2 separate regions of the Mus musculus genome follow, and region 2 is linked to region 1. A link is a loop called in an ENCODE intact Hi-C map of the cell type or tissue named here. Cell type or tissue: left cerebral cortex. All regions are shown on one strand. Each heading gives the region's core, and the rest is flanking DNA. Links, peaks and the distances in the headings are about the cores only. Region 1 has its middle 120 kb from the start of Gm29823. Region 2 has its middle 37 kb from the start of D16Ertd519e.

Region 1 (8,350 bases), core at 166-8,165:
CTATACAAGGGAAGCCAAGGCTTCCTTCTACACTCATCCACTCTTTTGACTCCCACTTCAAAGATGGCTACAGACTTGAACTGCAAAGATTTAGTAAAGAAAAAGCATTAGGTACAATTAAAATTTAATATCTGGCACATAATGATAACATTTAGAATGTCTCAAACATATTGCTGAAATAACATTGTTGTTTTGGTAACATTTAGGTTTAAATTTGTATGGAGTATTTTGTCTGACAACTTCATCCTGAACTCCAGATTCATCAAAAACTTATCTAGTGTGAATAGTAAAATTTGTATTAAGCTTCTGCTTATAGTCTTTATCACTTCATAATGGCAAGATAAGTCCCTGGTGGTTTCTACTTTCTTTATATAGTTCAGAATTATGCCATCAATTCAAACCACCAGATACATCTGCCATGTTTCTATTTTATTGTAGATACACATGTTGCTTGAGAGATCAGACTCTACATTCACCAACTTAAGTGTAACTCCTTAATGGTCAAATACACCCTACAGATTTATTAGGATGTCTCAGAGAGGCCCTCATGCAATCTCTCAGCAAATACTATAGGCTCTCCTTCTAGCATCAGAAAACATAGTTATTATTTTGTCAACGTTGCTGTTCCAGTTTGTTAGTGTGTGTGTGTGTGTGTGTGTGTGTGTGTGTGTGTGTGTGTACATACTATATAAAGTATGTAGCTTGATGTTAGAACCATGTTGCATGAGAAATATGTTATTACTCAGCTCCTGAGTGTTGTTTAAAATATGTACGCTGAGGGTGGATAGATGCCGCAGCAGCAGTTAGGGAAGTCTTCCCATAGGACAGAAAGTCCTGTTCACAATGTCATCAGGAAGCTCATTGTTACATATAAATCCAGGTCCAAATGTGACACAATGTGATTTTCACTCATGTAGACACACAAACCTATACAATGTACATAAATAATAGAAGCAAACCTTTAAAATGATTATACAATATTCACATATTATCTTATATACTCTTTTTTCCTGAATATTCATATTTTATTTCTAGAATAAGCATTAAAAAAAAAGAAGGAAAAGAACTGAAGAAAAATGAGAGGAACAGAAGGAAGAGCAAAAGTAAACAGGAAGTGGAGTGAGCAGGGGGAAGCAGGAGACAGGGAAGAAAGGTGAGGAAAGATAAAAGAGACAGGAAACATTAAAGAATGACAATATTTCAGAGCTGTTCTTTCCTCCCATCCAATTGGGACCACAATACCTACTGAGTGTATAAAAATTACAATTTCTGTGGAAATGTTTTTTAAGTAGGAATCAATTCATAACTGAAATGCATAGTACATCTATCAGGAATAGTTACTATGAAATCTCGCTGTGGGAAGACAGAAGTATATGGCACAGAGTTTCGATGAGGACATTTTACAAGAGCAAGCCTAAAAATCACTGCAACAAAGAGCTTCCAATAGAAATGGGACCCATGGCACCAGCCGCATATGTATCAGAGGATGGTCTTGTTGGTCATCAGTGGGAGGAGAGGCCTTTGGTCCTGTGAAGGCCCAATGCCCTAGTATAAGGGAATGCCAGGACCAGGAAGCAGGAGTGGGTGGGTTGATGAGCAGGGGGAGGGGAAAGAAAATAGGGGGTGAAAACCAGGAAAGGGGATAACATTTGAAATGTAAATAAAGAAAATATTTAATAAAAAATGGCAATCTTTGCATTAAAGCACCATGCTTAATGTTTAATAACTATAGAAATACTTCTTTTCTTATGAGACAAAAGGAACAGACGATTATCCAAACATGAACTGGTCACTGTGAGTCACAATGCAAGCCATGCTAGGAGAAGGTCTCTCTGCTCTCCCATGCGGCATCAGTATGGAGGAATTGGTTGCATCAACCTGCAAAGACAGTGGTAGCTACATTTTAATACAAATGCTACAAGTCCATTTTTTAGTATTAAAAACAATATTTTACCATGATAAACTTCTGTTATTCTTTGGCTTCTACATGACACTTGAAATTAGTTTCTGACAAAAAATATCCCATCTGCCTCTGCATGTACTAGTGGATTGAGCTGATGTATTTGGTGTGAAAAGCAAACCCTGAAGTGGAGACTTTATTGTGTTTTACACTTGATTGTTTATGCACGACAGTACATTTAAACTGACTTTCAGCAAGCCCGTTGCCAGAGTTTCAAAGGCTGGAAAATGGCACAGCCTTTCACAAAATAAAGAATAGGCAGTCACACCAGCTTACAAGTTATTTTTTATGAACAACAGAATTGCTTTTTGCTCATTTCAAACAGACCCTAAATGTGCCCAGCACAGCAAGAGAGAGTAAGAGGAAGCAGAGAGCTTAATATTCCAGCCCAGCTCACTGGAAACAACCATCAACAAAACTCAGTAAAATGACAGAGCACTGTGCTGTACAAAAACATGATTTGTCTGCTTTAAATGGAGAATAATGATTTTTAAGTTTAGAATAGAACCAAAGGACTCAATTACTATTCATGGTTTCTGAATTGTTTTACTTTGGAAATTCCTTTAGCATGAAATGTTCATCAAAATCAATGCATGAAAGTGTAGGGAGAATGAGCACGCAATCTCCCATATTCATAAAGGACTTCTTCAATTAAGATCACTGAAAAAAAATGTGTCACCAATTCATACAAAGCTACACACTATGACTAAACATTTTTAAAGAATAACTTTGGAGGAGATGGTGAGGGGGAGAGGAGTGTATGTGTGTGTGTGTGTGTGTGTGTGTGTGTGTGTGTGTTCATGTGCATGTGCAAGTGCATATATACACTCTCCTAGCTTTATTAAAACCAAGATTATTAATATACAGTACTGGCCATTATATAGAATACTATGTGAATGAGCCAGTACCAATTTTGTTTACTCTTTTTACTCTTTTAAAACTATATAATTCTTATACTCTTATTTAAGCTTATTTGAGTAAAACTGAAAATTTTTACTGGAGCAAAACCAGTTTTTTTCCCTGAGAACAACATAATTATATATTGACCAACATATCACTTTCTTAACTGTTTTCATTTACAAAAAGTAGTGTCCAATTAGTAGCTTTCACAATACAGAGCTACAGAGCTGTAAAAGAGTTATTCAGTTGTAGAAGAGTCAGTAATTGTTTAGTAATTAAGGCTAAATTATTTCATTGTTTCCTTTTGTTTTCTTCTACTTATCCCTTATAATGTTTTCAGGTTTTTTTTCCCTAAAAGTTATGCAAACAAAAGTGAATAACCTTATTCCCATTCCTGCATTTAGAAAAAAAAAATGGCTACTTGTGTGAATGCTATCAGGTTTGATTGTATCTACTTGTCTTCTCAAGAGCATGGTGCAATCCAAGCAATATTGGTTATGAACTAAGGTAAAACATATCCTTGGCTACTGATTTGTTAGGGAAACATTTGCGTTTATACTAACACTGGCAAATTTTTTGATGGATTGTTACATATTGTATTGCATTTTATTTGCCATATTAAACAAAATGTCAAATCCTAAAACCAAGCAAAACATTATCTGTATTTTTTTTTTCATTATGTAGGGGAATGGTAAAGTCCTGAAGGCAATATGAAAGCCTTAGTTAACCAGCTCCTTCTGTTTGCATATTCAATCCCTCAATGTAACATATGCATAATTTTATCATCATTGTGTGCCATCTGGAGTATCCTGATTGAACTGCAGTTTGAAAATGAGGGTTAAGAGGTAATTTGGTTGCATACATTTAGAACTGAAATGTCTCTCATGGAGCAGAACAGAGTTATTTAAAAACAGAACTATGACTAAAAGATGAAAATATATTCCATAAACTCAAGCAAACCGAGGAAGACAATTTCAAGTCTTCATGCCTTCACACTTCCAGCTTTCTTAAAAATTTAACCATAATATTCTCAGGAGACTGTTGCAAAAACCATTTGAACATATCACTTAAGGCAACAGATATTATTATAAATACTTTACCTGCTAACTTACAAATTCTCTTCATGAAAGAGAATTCCATGACTGATTAGTGAACACCAGCTAACACACTGCTAGGAAAACAACTACTTATTTTTTCCCTACACAGTCACTTAGGTGGGATGTAAAAGTTGCAAAAATTCATCAAATTTGAACATTCTACTTGAGTTCAATTTCTCTGGTGGCCCACAAGTCCCATCTTGAAGTCTGATAGTATTTCTACTCCACAATTTAACTTCCAATTACCACACTGTGATGTCAAGTGAAATACTTTATAAAACCAATTTCAAATCAGGCTTACCTTTTTTTTTATACTTATCTTTCAAAAAAAAAAAAAAAACCTAATATATGTTCCCTTTCAAAACATTTTCTTCCAGAATTTTTAAGTGCTACTGAAAGAGTCAATCAGCCACACTATGGTGGGCAACCATGTTTCAGGTCAAAAGTGTAATTGTTAAAATGGATTTTCCTAACCTAGACTTGTTAAAGGATTAATCATTTTCAAAAAGCATATATGCTTTAAAACTTTGCCCAACTAAATAACGCATTAATCTTTCTCACCTGTGTGGGGAAAGCGTTGTAAACCAACTTTTCTCAAGTTAGAATTTGTCAAATTTCCAGAAGTAAGCCCATATTACAGAAAGAACATCTATAGCCCTGTTTCCCAGCTCTGTTTCTGCTTACTATTTTTCCTGCATAAACTGAAGGCAACTTTAAGCTGGCTCCTTCAGAATTGGAAACTTCACCCACTCTTCAGTGTGTTCCGTGCACAGGGCTTTCTGGCATTTTCTGATAATATTGTGATTCATTTCCTCAGCTCACAGAACAGATATCGAGACATGATCGTCAAGACTTTGAACTGTGATTTAAGGAGAGCACACATTATTAGACAAGCACAGGCACTGAGAGAGGCAGTTCACACTGCATTTCTCCCCCTTTTTTATCCCGGACAGCAGTGAAGTGCAGGCACCTAATCTACTACTATCCTGTCACAGAACATGACATTCTAATTCAGTCAGGAGGGACTCACAATAAACTCGAAATCACACTGAATGCCTCTCTGGTATGACAATTGATTACATCTCCTAACCTTTCTGCATCTGTGGTACCATCTGGAGCATTTAGTACTTACATTATTGTACACAAAGAACAGGTAACAGCCTATAGACCCAAAGCAGGCGCACCCTTTCTATTGTAAGACTGAACCAACAATATCAAGAATGAAGAAAATGGTAGCCCATGTCATCTAGACTTCATAAAAGATTACATTACGATGGAAACTGAACATATGCCCAATAAAAAGTATTTTTGTAGACTATACAATGCAGGACTCAAATATTTAAAGTTATCTTTTCACTCTTTGGAAATTAGATGAAGCATAGAAGACACAGAGAATAATTCTTAAAAGGATCTATTATACTAAAATCTCAATGTAATTGACTCATCATTGAAGTTTAAAAGTTGAGAATGATTGTATTGTGTTGCCGTAAAACTGTTTTAACTTAATTTGAGATGTTAAGTAACTTGATCAGGGCAACACAATCAATTACAGATCTAAGATACAAATCCAGTTTACTCCTAAACCGATTATTCTCCCCACTGCATTATAAAATTTAATTGAGTTGATTATTAATTAATCATCTTGGCCACACTTATTAAATATTATACAATGTGTTGTTTGGAAATTCATAGCAGACACCTTTATCTTCTTTAAAGAAGAATAATTACATTAATTGCAATCGTTTAGGACAATAGTTCTCATGTGAGGCCAGACAATTCTTTCATATACTGTAATTCTCTCCTGCTCACTGTGGGGCACTGAGCAGTAACCGTGCCCTTTATCCAGTCAATGTCAGAAACTATATTTCTCCCAGTGATGACAAATCACTGCAAAGTGTTTTAGAAATCAACAAATAGTCAGATTTGTGGCAACGTAGGGAATCACAAAACCTGCAGCCTCCATGACCTGTTCAAATACTTAGCAAACCAGTTGGGCACTCTACTGTCACTCATGGAAAAGTTGTGGCAACTGCAAATTGTTCAAGTGTTTATTCAACGTGCAGTTTCAAAGACTCTTCTGTCCTCCCTAAATACACTCAGAAAATTTCAATAAGAGGCAATGACAGAAAGATAAAATGAACAAATTCAGAAGTACATCAGTTAGAAATTAACAAAGATGCCCAGTACAGAAAACCAGTAGTTTGTATATCTTCTCAATATTAATACTGTATATGATCTATGATTGTGATTGTAACAGTGTATAAATAAAAAGTTATTTATATTAACAACAGGTGGCACTAGTTCTTTCTGTGCCTCAGACATTCTATACAATATTATCTAATACAATACTAAGCTTTGATGATCAATGAAACTGGGAACATGTTCATTTTATCTAGTGTTTGTCTCCATGAAAACACAGGGTATTTTGAGCAATAGGGACCCTCTCAGTCTTCCTCCCTGAACATCTGTTCCATTACCGGATGCTAGTATTCTTTATCTGTTGGCAGAAATCTATCTTTGGAGTAGCTAATCAATGAGACCCAACACCATACTTAACCCTAGTAGTAATAAAGACATAACTTCTTCAGGTGCGATCTCCAACTCTCATCGGAGCAGGTGTCTGAAGTTATAACGGTAAAATTGGATCTTACCACACCCAAACTCGCAGGGATCTGACTCACAGACGCCAAAGCAAGAACAATTGTGAAAAGGTATCTTGGCAATGCGGGGATCATGAGAGCTACTGCCCACATGCCTGTTGCTTAACCATTGCCACCTGACTTGTTCGGTGTCCCCAAATGACAGAAGAAGTGTATTTAAATTCCACATTCAAGCTTCTTTGCTTCTCTCTTGTCGGGCTTATTTCTGAGTCACTTATTCAGTTGTCATCTTTATTCATGGCAAGATGTCCAATTTTGACAATCCGTGGCTTGTCAGCACCAAACGAGAACACCACTGCTTAAATGAGGAGAAAGTTCCATTTTCAGCAGCGAAGTAAACAGCAGCATTTTAAACTCATCAGTGAACAGAGGAGGTTAACCTGCTGCTCCTCCAAGTGCATTCACGGAGGGGGCATGAAGTCAGAATATTGTGAAATTCCTGAGACCTTATTGGGGGCAGGGGAAGATTAAGGAACGACCTCTTTCAAAATGTGTGCTTAGCAGCCTCCACATGGACCAGTTATGAAATCCCATGCTACCATCTCTGGCTGACAGGCCGAAGCAGGTTCCTAAGCACAACCGTTAATTTCAAGGACATAGCACCTTGTATGCTTGAGTGAGTGACCGCCTTGCCCTTCCCTACACTCATCCCAGTAATTGCTTTACTGTGTGTATAAGGAAGAATCTGGCTTATTTGTCCCCTGTCTCTTCTAGTCAAATCGAGGGCTTCTTTTCAAACAAGTGACATGTTCATTGGGTCTTTAATATAAACTGCACGTTTATATTACCATTCCAAGAAGACAACACCTGCAAAGGAAATAGGATATTATTTCCTAGGCAAAATGCTGAGATGTGTGTCTCCATGTAGGGGGAAAGCCCACATAAATGAAATAAAAAGGGACTAGCAGAGAATAAAGGACCATGGGAGTAAAACATGCTGGGTGATGCCTGGCTGCAGGAAATACAGTCTGAGGAACAACAGACAGGGTTCCCCATCTCAGGGTGTCATTCAGTTCCTGCTGCTTTTCTCGCATATGGGTTAGAACTATTCCACAATGATCTCTGCCATTTTATCTACTGACTATTTTCTTTCTTAGAACTCTGATGAGAGGCAGAGGGAGTATAGGGTGTAGGATGACAGGGAGAAGAAGGTAGGGGAAGAAAAGGCAGAGAGGAAACAGGAACAGTTTTCTTCCATTTTCCTCTTTTCCTGCTAAACTTAACGGGTAACTAGAAAAGATAGAGACCATGGATGAACATAAACTTAGAGATAAGCACTCCCATTCTTGCAAGCGCTGACTTTAATCTAACACACTTGTCCTTTCTGTTTCACTCACTTTAAGTGTTTGGACTCAGTCTTTTCTCTCTCTATTCTATACACTATCTACTTTAGACACTGGACACTTTTTCTGGAACCAAAATGTAAATACTATTCATCTACATCAGTGTTCCTTTAAAAAGCTGGGATTTGCAGAAGTTTCTCTGTGTTGCCCCCATTTTTTTTCTTTCCTTTTCTTTTCTTTCTTTCCTTCTTTGGATTTAGTGGGAAAGGCTAAATAACTTTGGTTCTGTGGCAATAAGAGTTCTGTCACATCAGAAATATATAGTCAATTCTTATTTTTTTCATTATGAGGCTGATAATTAATGATATGTAAGCAGAAGACTGTCATTAATGATATGCAAGCAAGCAAGGACAATTATGTTCCAACAATTTGCAAAACACGAAACTCAAG
Region 2 (8,350 bases), core at 40-8,039, 180 kb after region 1:
TTAAATATATTAAAGCAATTAATGGTGAACATTCACATAAATTGGTAGATGATATATATATATATATATATGAATATATATATATATATATGAATAGGTAGATAGGTGAATCATAGATGATAGATGAATAGATAGATAATTTTCTTCTAGTTATTCAAAATAATAGATATTAGTCACATTGACTATAGTTAATTATTAAGAATAAATGTTATTTTATTAAACTTAGAAAAATATTTTAAAAACCGGTATTTGAATTTAGTGGGAAACAGTAAGGAGATATGAAGAGATGAAATGAGGATATATAACTCAGGAACAAAAGAGGATTTAGCAGAAAAGGATATGATAGGGGCAGTGAGAGATCATTTTTAATAGAAATAGGTAGAGGAACTCCAAATCAGACACTATATGAAAGTATGGGAGTGACCATTGCCACACCTATCCATTTTCTGCCTGCTGTCTTTTATCTCATTAAAAAGAAACAAAAATGCTAATTATTGCCTCTTACCTATATGATTTAATTATACTACCAGACAATCTTCACACCACCTCTAATTAAAGCAATAAAGGTCTCCTAAGTTACAGTTGAGAAAAGACCAAACAAAAAAATTGCCTAAGGAACAAACCTGCCATTGGTAGGAAGCACGAGTCTGAAGTCCATAGTCTGAAGGCCACACTGACTGCCATTGCTTTTCAACTGTGTGCACTGCATTCAAAAGAATCTCTTTGAGGCTTTAGGAAGCCATGTGCTTTTAAAATTGCTGTGTAATGGTGTCACCTCCGAATGCAGCTCACCTTTTAAAGGCCTCAAAAGCTTCATATAAAATGTAGGTGTTGATCTATACAGAGGAGTCTCTTGTCAGTAGGAGTAAAGGAGACACTACTGACATGGGGAAATATACCTTGCTGGCATTTATAAAGGCTGCATATTGTGATTAAACATTATTCCAAGTAGTGAAGGTGTTCTGTCTTCTTATTAGGTCAGTTTCAGTTGTTTTTTAGCATAACACTATAGTAAAGGGATAGGTAGCAACCTCATTTCTATCATAAATAATTGAAGTATAGACCTGTTTTAAGGAATGACCCAAGTTACAGCCTGAGGCAAGGAGGTGTCCCAGAACATGAACCAAATGGCACAATTCTACATCCATTCTCTTAACTTCTTTGTTAGGCTGACAAAATCTTTGAGAAACTCAATGTGAGATACATTATCACAGGAATGTATGAGTAACCCATTCTCAGAAGAAAAATGAATTATTTTTCCTTGTTATGACAATGGCTTGCATATACGATAGGTGATTAAAATATAAATTCGATTCTCAAAGACAAGACAGTATCCTACTGAAGAAGCACACAGGCTCATGTATGTGCGTAACTACACGCTCACAGTCAAGGTGGTAAGAAGTGATTTTTGTTGTCACAAAGATCCCACAGAAGCTCCTCAAGTTCCAGTAAGTAGGAGCTGTCCCTGTCATCAGCTTCCTGCTCTAAGCATACAGGAGTAGCTTGAGGTTGGTGGAGTGTCCCTCCCTGGGCAACACTTCCATCCATCTTTGTGTCCCCACAGATCTTGGTACTGTTAAACATAAAAGGTGTGCTATAGTTAATGTGCTGTGGATGGTGCTTAATGAACAAATAGCCTCAAGTAGCCTTCGTTCATGTAGTCCCCAAGCACTGATGAACACAGAGATTGAACTATCTCTTCGACCACCTTATTACTGTCTTTAAGTCGATTTCAAGATATGAGGTCTGTGGAATGAAAAGAAGAGACTTCACTGCAGCTGGTGCGACATTTGTCAGTGACCTGCTGTGGATATATTATCCACAGATGCACTGCCGTTCACAGAAGGAACACACTTCAAAAGACAAATGCTAGCATTGCAGTGTAATGTTTAGACACTCTTTTCTTGGAGGTCAGTGTAAGGACAGCAAGTAATTACACCATATCACGGGGCTCTTAATTACAGAGGTGCATATTATCTCTACTCAATGGGGTCATTTTTATATTACAGCAATTTCTCATCTCTAAGAAACTCTTTGCCTTGCATCAGAATTCTGAAACATGAAATCGTATGTAAATGTGTCCATTTAACAAGGTGATGTCCTTCCTTAAATATTGCTTTTAATGCTAGGATACAATGTAAACGTGAGGCTCCTTTTAAAGGAAAAAAGGTTGATTTTTACCATGGCTTGGAGAGGCTACAGTAAGAATGATAATAATAATAATAAAATAACAATAAACCTCTTCTGTATTTTCCACTGCTGTTAACACGAAGCCCCTTTGCCCAGGTCAGTTGAGATGCCCACCGCACTTTCCTGCCACAGGAATACATTCCCTCAGAATGGCAGCAGTCTAACATTACGTCTATCTTGCTGCCGCACCCAGCATGCGGTGACTTACTGAGCACTTAAGATACATAACCTTAGCCCAGCTGCTGGGGAAGATTTCCTGATATGCAGCTTCTCTTGTGATCCCATAATCTACATTTCAAAGCTCATTATCCTCTGTTTTAGCATCGGTGAGCAGACAAATGTGACACACTCATGGAAACGCAATTGTGTTCTGAATAAATACTTGTACTGTGTCATCAGCTATAGCAAGTATATGACAGCGATGTATATTACAACTCCTTAGTAAAGGATTAAAATGACAAGTCTGTGTGTTTACCATAAGCACACGTGTGTGTGTGTGTGTGTGTGTGTGTGTGTGTGCATGTGTGTATGTGAGTGTGTGTGTTTATATGTGTGTGTGCTCACCTGCATGTTTGTGCAAACTATGAAATGGGATCTCAGCACTCGTTTTAGATTGATGCCTTTTTCTTTCTTCACCAGGATAGTTTGCTTCCTACCGCCCTACAATTGTTTAACATGAACATCTGCAGTACTCAACAGGAGTACAAATAACCCTGACTGTCAGTCTTAATAGTCAAAAGATTGTTAATCATTAAAAACACCATGGTACATTTACCAGTCTCTAATGTATTGTTTTTCTGTCTCTCATACAGTGTGGAGAAATTTGTAAACCAGCCTGCCTAAAAGACCTCTGAAGATGTCACAGTCAAAATGGCTGTCCACATAAAACTCAAAGCAACCTTGCCAGCACTTAGAAGTAAATGCCCAAAATTGTAAAGTGCCCTGTGTGCAGTCAGCAATAAGTGGAATATCCCTTTTTCCCGAGCCTCCATTTTATTTAATAAACAAAAATAATCTGTACTTTAGAGAAAAATCAATCTGAAAGTACTTTCCAAAATATACTCCCCTAGACCTCTAGATGGCAAACTTTAGCAAATTTTAGAGCTGGCCTGAATTCTCAGTTTCTTACTGATGCTGTGTAATCCACCTAGTGAAATGATTTCCGGTTTAATAAGCTACTCAATTGTATCTGTGCGCTTATGGAACAACGCGTTAAAAAAAAGAATTTTTTTCTAAAATTTAATCTTTTTCTTTGTGTTTGTCTAATTGTGACAAGATGGTGCACCTGTGTTCTCCACCCCTGGCTGTTTGGTGTGATAGATGACCTGGAAAAGTTTTACAAGAAAGGTGATTTCAACTGACTTCTTAAAATCAGCTATTCCCTTTAATTATAAAGATTAGTTCCAGCTTTTGTTAAAGGATTTTAGCGATCTCCACGGATAATCACACACACACACACACACACACACACACACACACACACACACACACACACACAAATCCTTTGAGACATTTAAAGTAGTAGGGGTGTGTGTATGTGTGCAAATGTGACCAGAATAGATGCCTTTCACAAATCAATATCCAATGTGAAAAAAAAAAAAACCTCCAAAGAACATACAGATAGATAAACTCTTTTTTACTTCAGCTCAGATCCAGCTAAAATCATCTGAGTCCTGTGTCCAAAATGGATGATGTCTGCAACCACAGGAAGCAAGGAAGGACTGCAGCCATAGTCTATATCATTTTGAGTGTCACTTGGACTATTCTGAACAACTATTAGAAAGGAGGTTCCCTGTGCCTGTTCTGTGTATTTTATTAATCTTTAGTTCTTGTAGGAAGCATTCTCAACTCCAGTGTGGCTTAACTTCCTTTAGTGTGTATGTATGTGTTTTCATCCCTGTGTGCACACGTGTTGTATAACATTTCAGGTAATTATAAAATAATATGGTTCCTTAAAGCATTATCAAATCACCTTTGTGTTATTTGCCTCTTCTCCCTCCTTCCCATCCAGACAGACTTTTCTCCCTTTTCACTGTTGGATCCAAGTCTCTGTTTCTCCATCTCCCACTTCATATCACCAGAATTCTATTCCCCTCTCAAGACAAACCCATGCCCCACCTCTGCTACCTGTGGTCCCTTTATACTTTCCTTGTTCCTGTGGTCAATCCATGCTGTATACTCACATTTGAGTATTTGCAGTTAGCACTTCAGATGAGGGAGAATATGTGGCATATGTCTCTTTTATATTTTTTATTTTATTTTATTGGGTTTTCCCTCCGTGGTTCTAGAAGATGCTATGTAGGCTACAAAGGGAAGGAAGTAATTAAACAGTCAGTCCCAGCTGCAATTCTTTGAGAGCCAATAACGACTGGTATGGCAAGATATCCCATCTGTAAAGTACAATCAATGACATCCACATCTGGGGAGTAGTGAGTAGCTGTCTCCTGAACATAAGACCCATTCACTAGAAGGAACCCTTGCTCGGCTTTGAAAGACTTACTCATCTTCCTGGAGTTTTGGAAGTCATTGGGATTAGAAAAGAACCTACTACCACCACTTTACTAAATTAACACAATTCCTTACTACCTTCAAATATTATCTTTATCCTCACAGATGAGTGTAGCTACTATACATCACAAAAAAAAAAAAAAAAGGAAAACTGTCTTGGTTTTGAAACTCTCAGACCTAGTGGGGAATATTTCCATCAAGCCCCTTCCCCTGTGGCTAACTGAATTGCAGAATAGGAGATGGAGTGATTAGAGGGACCAGAATGGAATGCTTTGCTTTCTAAAGATATGAAGAAAGAAGGGGCAGGCTTGGAGTTGGGTGGGTGGGTAGGTAGGTTGGAAAGAACTGGAGGCATTTGAGGAGGGGAAATTGTTGGTTATCAGAATAATATTGTATGAAACTTTTTCAGTTAAAAAAGAGCTTTCTTCATAGTGAATGAAGATCATCAGCGCAAACCACAACTAGACACAATGCAGAGGTCAGGAGATGGTGGGAGCCCAGACCCAGGCGATACATCTACACCACAGGTCCCACATCTCTGGCTCAGGAAACATTGCATAAAAGGGGACAGAAAGGTTGTATAAGCCAGAAACCCAGTATATCTATGGTAAAACAGATTTTTCTAGAAAATGGCTATATAAACAACATCAAACGACTGGCATTTATCAATGTACATATAACCTGGAAAGGGAAATTATTATTTGAACCTATCATTAAATTAAAAACCATAGGCAATTAATATATGTTGGGGAAGGAATTATCCTGTACTGTGCATGATCCTTCTAATTCTCCAAAGTAGTCAGTGTTGATACTACATACACAAGTGCAACAAAAAAAGACTCGGCTGATTGTATTTATGTATTTGTGCATATATTATTGTTATTGCACACTCTGTAATGATAACTTATATATAGTATATATTACAATAATAATCAAAGGAAAATTGGCTATCATCTTGAGAGAGAGGAGGACACCAGAAGGGTTGGAGGAAGAGTACTGGGGAGGGACTGCAGGGATCTAAATGTATTTTTAATTAAACATATATCTAAAAATTTTAAAATGCTCATACATTTTAAAATTTACATTTACTAATTTTTAAACTTCCGTTTATCATTCAAAGCATATGGCATATATGCAATAGAGCTCCAGGACAGGTCAAAGGACAGCTTTCATGATTTAATCTAAGGAGTCAGGTCTTTCCTTGTATCTGTATGTGTGTTTGGGGACTGAACTCTGATAACCAGACATGAGTGGAAAGTGCTTTTATTCACTGAGTATCCTGCCATCCTGAATATATGTTTATAAGATTCTTACCTGTCACTGGGCAGTGGTGACACATACCTTTAACACCAGCAGTCAGGAGACAGAGAGCACGCAAGTCTCTGGTATTCAGAGTTAGTGCCAGGATTGCCAGAGCTACACAATGAAATACTGCCTCAAAACAAAACAAAACAAAACAAAACAAAACAAAACAAAACAAAACAAAACAAAACAGATTTCATTTTTATAGTTTTTATTTTATGTATGTGAGTGCCCTGTTGCTTTCTTCAGACACACCAGAAGAGGGCATCAGATCCCATTCCATGAGGTTGCAAGGCACCATATGGTTGCTAAGAATTTAACTCAGAACTTCTGGAAGAGCAGTCAGTGTTCTTAACCACTGAGCCATCTCTCCAGCCGAACAGAAAGATTCTTACATGTCTAATTCCATAGCCATAACCATTCCTTAGTTTAAAGTTGCTTCTGGTATTACATAAGCAAGTATTATTGAATTTGACAAGTCCATTTGCTGTTCATATTAACAATAATGTCAAAATAAGAAATGCAGTTGTAGGTAACATAAATATACTATATTTTCAGTGGATATTTGAACGATAACATAAAACTAGAACTGGATTTGTGATTGACCACTTGATGCATCAAATAGAGGAGAATCCGATTTTTCTCTCCTATATATTATAGTTATGAGAATGATATTTATAGAAGGGATATTGAGCACAGTTGGGCATCTGACTCAAATGTTGCAACAAGGTTTTTGGGTTTATTTTCAGATTGCAACTTCTGATCACTACCCTAGGTCCTCGTTGTACTTTTTGTAGTGGACAACTTGGATGGGCCTATCATCAAGTAGGAGATGTGACTCTGGGCAGATCTGTAAAGGTCTTTACAGGAAAGATTGACTGAGAAAGGAAGACTGCCTCTAGGGTTAGTGGTAACTTCAGCTGGGGATCTTGGGAAAGACCACTGCTTTGCCCTGCCTACCTTTTGCTGTTTGCCTCCTCCTGGTGAGTAGCTGTCCCTGTCACTGCAGAGGACTGGGAAGGTGCAGGGTGAAGAGGGAAGGAATGGAAAAGCTAGATGAGAGAAAGGAATAGAGATGACCTCAGTGGTCAGTAGGGTTGCCAGAGAGCTGGATCTCTTTTCCCCAATTTGGTTTTGGTTGATTTCAGTGTTGGATATCATAGCCTCTATCTACCACTGCGCTTCAGGTTTTGTTTTGTTTTGTTTTGTTTTGTTTTGTTTTGTTTTAGCTGAACCTTCTTTCCTTTCCATGTGTAAGACGGTCTCAAAGCAACTCATTAAATTGACCAACTGACTTAATCTTACTCAAAGTGTTTTGAAAACCACACCAAGAGAATCGTCACTAATAATATGTGTTCTTGTCATTATAGCTCTAGATTAAAATAAGTACAAAATGAATAAAATAATATATTTTAGAATTAGAATAAGTTATTGGTTTTCAATTATCATTTAAATGTTAGTTATTTATATAATCTTTAAAATGTGACAAAATATAGTATGTATATGATATATATATATATATATATATATATATATATATATATATATATATGTAATCTTCTTACACTATCCAAGCACATTCATTTCAACTTAGAATAATAAAATGGCAAGTTTAAGTCAAGTAACTTCAATACAAAGGACTATGATGATAAAGTGAACATAAGATTTTCTTTCATTTAGACTTATAACTATAAGCAATTTATTTGGGGAAATATATGTGTATATATTCTCCCAAACCACACTAACATGGAGATTGCTTTTGTAGTTCTTAAAAGATATTTTGATTAAACCATGCATATTAAAGTGGAATGGGAAAGAAAGGTGAAACCCTGCCCGGGGCTCCGCTCTCCTCACTGGGTTGCTTGACCTTTCAGAAAATGCACTACTTACTACCACATTCTTCCCAAGCAATACACTTTCTTTTGTCAACACAAAAACTTGAAAAGTTTCTCTGTAAATGCTTTTAAGCTGGCCATAGAAGTGCTGAGAATTTTGTGTGATCCAAAACACAGATGGTTTCCACTAGGGGCTCCTAAAAGCCTGCAGCATGAGGAACCTGCATGAGAATTCAGACAGCTCATTAGAGTCCCTAGCTGGTAAAGAGGGAGGCATCTTAGATGACAAGGAGATCCACCTAACAGTTGGGTCCAGTCACACCTGAAATCTGTCCTGCCCTTACACTTCACAAGCATATTGTCTACTATTCCCCATTTTCTTCCAGACCAAGTGGAATATGGTTTCATTAAAACCTAAAGAAGTCTTTAAAAATGTCATTCAATTCTTCTCACTCATGTTTTTCAGTTATCCTCTTGTTCTTCATGGTATCAAATATCACTCTCCCAATTAAAGG

Evidence for each region. Peaks named below come from ENCODE experiments on the same cell type or tissue, not always from the same donor. Only the 100,000 strongest peaks of a DNase experiment are listed, where the experiment ranks them.
Region 2: it touches region 1 in a loop (2.2-fold over the local background); 2 of 42 quality-filtered maps call a loop at or near these places.

What each region holds. Positions count from the first base shown.
Region 1 is chr16:70,833,647-70,841,996 of GRCm38, reverse strand. No RefSeq gene overlaps it. Among named protein-coding and RNA genes, the nearest start is that of Gm29823, 120 kb to the left of the region's middle. In left cerebral cortex, for the core only: a CTCF peak has its summit at 3,667; DNase peaks (open chromatin) are centred at 4,728, 6,809, 7,566, 7,673 and 2 more places; H3K27ac peaks cover 1,769 bases.
Region 2 is chr16:70,649,577-70,657,926 of GRCm38, reverse strand. No RefSeq gene overlaps it. Among named protein-coding and RNA genes, the nearest start is that of D16Ertd519e, 37 kb to the right of the region's middle. In left cerebral cortex, for the core only: a CTCF peak has its summit at 3,256 (motif pointing right); DNase peaks (open chromatin) are centred at 1,598, 2,413 and 3,266.